Regions from separate parts of the Homo sapiens genome. Here region 2 is linked to region 1. A link is a contact called in ENCODE POLR2A ChIA-PET data. All regions are on one chromosome and are shown on one strand. Each heading gives the region's core, a stretch centred on a gene start or an enhancer-like site at or near the end of the contact. The rest is flanking DNA. Distances are from core to core; before and after follow the strand shown. Region 1 overlaps RIN2 (Ras and Rab interactor 2). Region 2 holds the start of RIN2 (Ras and Rab interactor 2).

Region 1 (2,904 bases), core at 369-2,868:
ATCGCTTTAGCCTGGGAGCTCAAGGCTGCACTCCAGCTCCAGCCTGGGCGACAGAGTGAGATCCTGTCCAAAAAATAAAAAATAAAGAGTTTTGCAGACCACTGCTCCCCAGAAATGATCATCAACAGAAAGCCCTAAAGCCAGTAGGTTTGGGGAACCCCGCATACTTTATTCACTCCCTGGAGACCAACCCTGGACATCAGCATCTGAAAAGTTCTGAGGAGTCTTCAGTGACCTCATTTTATCGAATGTTTAATGTGCTTCCACTGTTGTTCGAGCAGTAGTGTTTGTATTGAAATCGTGCCTGTTCACATCCTACACTGCTTGTGTTGGGTGGAAACCACTTGGGGAGATGCTGCTTGATATACAGATCCTGGCTCCATCTGTGCATTTGAAATTCATAGGCATCTGGAGACAGTGGCATAGAAGCAGTGGGCGCAGGAAAAGTACAACTCAGAGTTTACAACGAGAAAAAGTGAAAACCACCTGACACATAGCTAATGTTTTAGAATGAAAAGTGACTTCCATTCCAATTGAAGTCAGCCCCTGCTGTGTAATTAAGCAGATATTTAAAAAATTTAAAAAAAAAAAAGGCAGGCGGAGTGGGTAAGGTACGACTCCAAATGGCAAAGCCCCAGCTTCAGGGAGGGAGAGGGCCCAGGAGTGAGGAACATAATTAAATAGCTGTGCCACGGTCATCCACCGAATGCCTTATTTCCTTTGTTTTACCAAGAATTGCACCAACCAAGTGATCTGTTGCCAGCCTTCCATATGGCAAATGTAAGCACCTGTCCAGAGTACTAAATGGCTGAGCCCAGGAGCTCCAGAGGAAACTTGTCTGATTGCTCTGCTGCCAATTCCAGGCTCTCTGTTAATTCCATCCATCAAATTATTCTTTTTCTTCTATTTTTCCTAAAATGATAATAGTTATTTTTACTGTGAAATTTAAAAAGTGTAAAGAAGAAAAGAGACCTAAATTGTACCACCTCTAATCACTCCACTCGGGAATGAAGCCAGTGAGCATCTTGACACTAATGCATTCAGATTTTTGTTCTGTCTGTGATTCGACTATATTATGTAAATCCATACATAAGTGCAGCCACAACTATTACTTAAGTGAGCTCAGAGAACACATACTTTTCACAACTTGTTTATTTCCACTTAATAACATATCACTATATTGATATATTGACATACAATATATCGATATATACTGTACATCTCAAGAAATATGTTTTAAAGGCGGAATCGCCTTTTAAAGGCGGAATAGCATTCCATCATATTGGGGTACACACTTTATTTACCCAGTCCACAGCTGTTTGACATTTAGCACTTTTTCCCCTGTTCACTATCATAAATGATATTGCCCAAAGCATTCTTTTACATGTATCTGATTATTTCTTTGGGTCAATTCCTAGAAGTAGAAATGCTGAATCCAACAGTTTTCATACTTTAATGTTGATATACACATTCAGATTGTCTTCTAGAAAGAGCAAGTCATCTTTTTTCTCTAGTGCTTGTAGAAAACCCAGTGAAGACAAGTGGTAAGAAGCCAGAAATGGTAAAAGGGAAGTGAATGTGACTGTGACACCCACGCCAGTGCATTCCGGAAAGGCAAAGTGGGACAGCTGGGGGGACACCAAGTTAGAGCCAGAAGAGGCACTGGAAACCTGCTCGTCTATTTTAAGCTTAAGGAAACCAAAGGCCAGAAAGGTTAAGCAACCTCCCACCCAAGGCCAAGGTCCCATAGCTTAGATGGATAGCTGTAAACTTCAGGGATAATTTTCAAAAAACGAAAAAACGTGACTCTCATACAAATACATTGTGTGTGTGTGTGTGTGTGTGTGTGTGTGTGTGTGTGTGTCAAAGATTGATTTAACTCATTAATGAGATCAACAGGACATTAAAGCTGGCTCCAAATGGGGCAAAGATTGGGAAAGACTCAGTGGGCAAAAGAATAACACCTTAAACGAACTTTGTCATCTACTATGAGCCACTTTTGCATATCTACCTTTGAAGGTTAGAGATAAGCTTGCTATTGTCAGCATTCAACCACTTTTTGACCTTCAAACAACTCAACTTCAAAAGGTACAACCCAATACAAACCTGGCTAAAGACATAAAAGGCAATACAATTAAAACCTCTGGGGTTCTCTTTTCTACTGGACAAACATCATTTGCAATTTACAGACCTTCCAGAAGTTAGCATCTGACTTTACGGAGTCTGGGCCTTAATTAAAAAAAAAAAAAAAATCAGACAAAATACAAAATGACATCTGGGATGACACTTAGGTAGATGTGTTACGCAGAGCCCAAGTATGCCTTTGCAAGGGAATATTTTGTGCTTTATTGAAGTTGGCATAGTTATATTTGCTGTAAGAACAGCCTTTGGTGGCTGAACTATGTGTGGGAGAACAAGGTTGATATTCACGGCAAATCTACTCAAGCTACTCTCCAATGGAGTTTCTCTGAAGGCTGGGAGGCTGGAAGGCCCCGCAGTGAATTGTTGCTCTCACTTCTCATGGAGTGGGCTCCAGGCTTTGTGTTTCCCCAGGAAGCTGAGGTGGAGCAACTGTTTGCCATGTGGGAATCTGCTCTTGTCAGCCTTCCAGCTGGGGGATGACAGATGCCGTGCGAGAGTCCCGGTTATATCCAGAGAGGGTTTTAGGGAGAGCTCAGGATGCTGGAAGGCCTGCCGGTCATCTGCCAGTTTCTATTTTGTAAATTCCAGGATGCTGGTCCCCACACAGCATGTTTGTCACTAACAATGCAACCAAACAAGTCACTAATATTTGACCTATACACCTGCAGGCCCCTTCAACCTGAGCTCTATGAAGACATAAGTCAGCACATTTCAGTTATAAGATTTTCAAAATGTTATCCCTGAAATCATTTATATCCTGTA
Region 2 (2,786 bases), core at 11-2,510, 160 kb before region 1:
TAGAACTGCGCCTGGCACCAGCAGGTGTTCAATTATTTATTTAATGGGTGACTTGGAGCAGAAACCGAAGTGCAGTGGACTGTTTTCCTGGGATCTGAGCTGATGATAAATGATAAATAAGTCTTGGGATTTTAGAAGGCAGGAATCACGAAAACCAACACCAATGAAATCCAAGTCTCCTCTGCTACTATCTGAAGTGGAACAGAACAGAAATAAGGTCTGTTTTCTTTCCGCTTCGCTGTTCTGTTTCTGTCCAAAACAACCGTCTCTCTGACACCTTCGAGGTGTCCCTTTGTCTCTTTGAGGTTCCCTCCGTGACACTGGCTACTTTGTAACTCTAACACTGTCAGCAATTAATTCCCAAAGGTGAGGTCCCCGTGGGAAGTGGGAAAACCCAGCGAATCACCAGGGACCCGCCTGATTCCGAAAAGGCTGGATGCTGGCTGGGAACCGGCCCCGCAGCTCCGGCGTCCCCGCCTGCCTGCGCGGCCTTCAGCTGGGGTTACGGAGGGCTCCCAGCGCCGATCCAAACCGCGTTCCAGGCGGGGTGGGCGGGCCCCTGGCCAGCGAGGCCGAAGCAAAACAACCCGCCCAGGCGTCCAGAGCGTATCCAACCCTGGAGAACCTGCCCCGGAACCAAGAGCCGCAGCCAGCTCAGGCCTCTCGAGTGGGGCCTTTCCAGCCCCTGCAACAGATCCCGGGATCTGTAGTTGGGCGGAGGGGCTCGTTATGGGAAAGGGGTGCGTGCGCGTTTGTGCTAAAACAAGAAAGGCAAGAATCTCCGAGAACAAAACTCTGGTCCTCGCCTGGCCGGGGACCGCAGAAGACAGGGGCGGCAGCGCCAAGGCGGGTCAGGGGCCGGTCCAGCCAAGTTTGCTCCGGCTTAGATAAACTTTCTGATGGCAGTTTTTCCTGGTTGCAGCCTGGGTTCCTTGTAACAGGGTAAGCGTAGCGGGTGGTTGTCAAGAGGGGCGGAGGCTGGCGGTTACAGGGAATGGAGGGATGGGCCGGACCTGGGGTCGCGCAGGCGCCTTGGTCGCTGCCTCCGATCCGATCACCCCCGCCCCATCTCCTCTGCGAGCTCAGGAAGGTGGCTGGGGGAGGGGGATGGCTCCCTACTGCCGAGGGACGGCCCGAGGCAAACACAAAGCCCTTCCCTCCCCTCCTCCTCTTTCCTCTCCTCTCCCCTCCCCTCCCCTCCTTTCTCCCCCTTCCTCCTCTTCCTCCTCCTCCTCTTGCTCCTCCCGGGCGGGGAAACCCAGCCCCGCGCTCGTCTTTGGGGCCACCGGTCGCCCCCGCCTCCGGGACCTGCGGGGAGGGCCCGCGAGAGGTAAGGGGCGGTGGCAGCGGAGACCCCACCCCCTGTGCCCGCACCTAGAGAGCCCGGAGAGGCTCCGGGCACGGGCGGGGCTCTCTGGGGTTCCAGACGTGGGTGCTGCTGTGCGCACTCTCTCCCTACTCCGGAGGGGACTTGAGGAAGACAGCCAGAGCGCGTCCTCGGGGATCGTGGGGAACGGAAGGGGGAAGGGGGATCAGGGAGTGGGGACAAGGGGCAGAGTGACATTCCGGAGCGCGAGGTGGCCGCTGGTCCCGGCAGGGTCACCGGGTGTCCTCAGCTGACCTGTGCGGGGCTGGGGTGAGGGACAGCTGGAGGGTGCAGGCACTATGGCTCGAGGTGCGGAGGTGCGGGTGTGCGTGCGTGTGCACCGGACGGAGTTTGGTAGGGACCTTTGAGGAGTTCTACCTGCAGGGCTGCCTGTGGGGTGTCAAGTGCTCCCTGCGCCTGAGCGCGCGGGTCAGACCCGGTGTCGCACAGCTTTGATCCCCAGCGCGGACCCCACTGGTGAGTCCAGCCAGTGTGCAGGGCAGATGCTCCGACCGGAGATTTCCTCCCCCGGGTGGAAAAGCAGGAGGGTTGTTGTGTCCGGGCAGGGGGCACTTGGGCTGTCGCGGTGATTGATGGCTGCGCAGCGGGCGGAGGAGGAGCCCCGGATTCCTGCCGGGAAGGGACGGGGCCACTTTCCCACTTTGAGGCCTCCCCGCCCCCTTCTGGGCTTGGCCTCCACCCTTGGCCTGGGCTCCCACCAGCTCGGCGTCCACCCACCGGCGGTGGCGCGCCCCTCGACCGCGCGGGGACAGCAGGATTTGCAGAAGTTCAGCTTGAAAGCCTATGATATGTTGCCAAGAAATACAGGGCAAGATCGGTCCCCTGGGCCCTGAGAGGCGCCTGTCTTCTCAGAGCTCTTAAATCCCTGGGGCTTTCCTAATTCCGCAGTGTAGCGGCACTTCCTTGCGCGGTTTTGGGCACATTGGGGTTTCTTAGGAACACGCTGTCATCGGTAAGGAAACATCAGAGTACTCTTCGACCAAAAGGACTGTAAATACTGAAGCAAAAAGAAACACTTGCTGGGAGTGCAAAGGGCTTACTGGGAAAAAAGAAACACACAGGGCAGCACTCCATCATTAAGATAAATAGTATTTTAATACAATCTTTTTAACAAAACCAAATTGAATGTAAAAAATTCATGATAAGCAAAAATCAACATTTTAAATACAGGTGGGTGTTGTTAGAACCCTGCTTCATAGGCCGGGTGCAGTGGCTTATGCCTGTAATCCCAGCACTTAGGGAGGCCAAGGCAGGCAGATCACTTGAGGTCAGGAGTTCAAGACCAGCCTGGCCAACAGGGTGAAACCCCATCTCTACTAAAAATACAAAAATTAGCTGGGCCTGAAGGCATGTGCCTGTGGTCCCAGCTACTCGGGAGGCTGAGGTGGGAGAATCACTT

Evidence for each region. ChIA-PET counts read pairs that join two places held with the same protein, here RNA polymerase II (POLR2A).
Region 2: POLR2A ChIA-PET joins it to region 1 with 13 read pairs in HepG2. The contact joins the promoter of RIN2 here to the enhancer-like site in region 1. POLR2A ChIA-PET finds 5 or more read pairs at or near these places in 3 of 52 experiments (GM12878, HepG2 and MCF 10A).

What each region holds. Positions count from the first base shown.
Region 1 is chr20:19,916,531-19,919,434 of GRCh38, forward strand. The region is part of intron 3 of RIN2 (Ras and Rab interactor 2); the gene reads left to right. Among named protein-coding and RNA genes, the nearest start is that of NAA20, 99 kb to the right of the region's middle. Within about 2 kb of position 1,619, at least 10 of the 41 ENCODE cell types and tissues checked have a DNase peak (open chromatin) inside an H3K27ac peak, as active enhancers do.
Region 2 is chr20:19,756,998-19,759,783 of GRCh38, forward strand. RIN2 (Ras and Rab interactor 2) reads left to right here and starts at 1,261. Exons shown (of 13, transcript NM_018993.4): 1 at 1,261-1,330. RefSeq lists an enhancer at 1,650-2,224.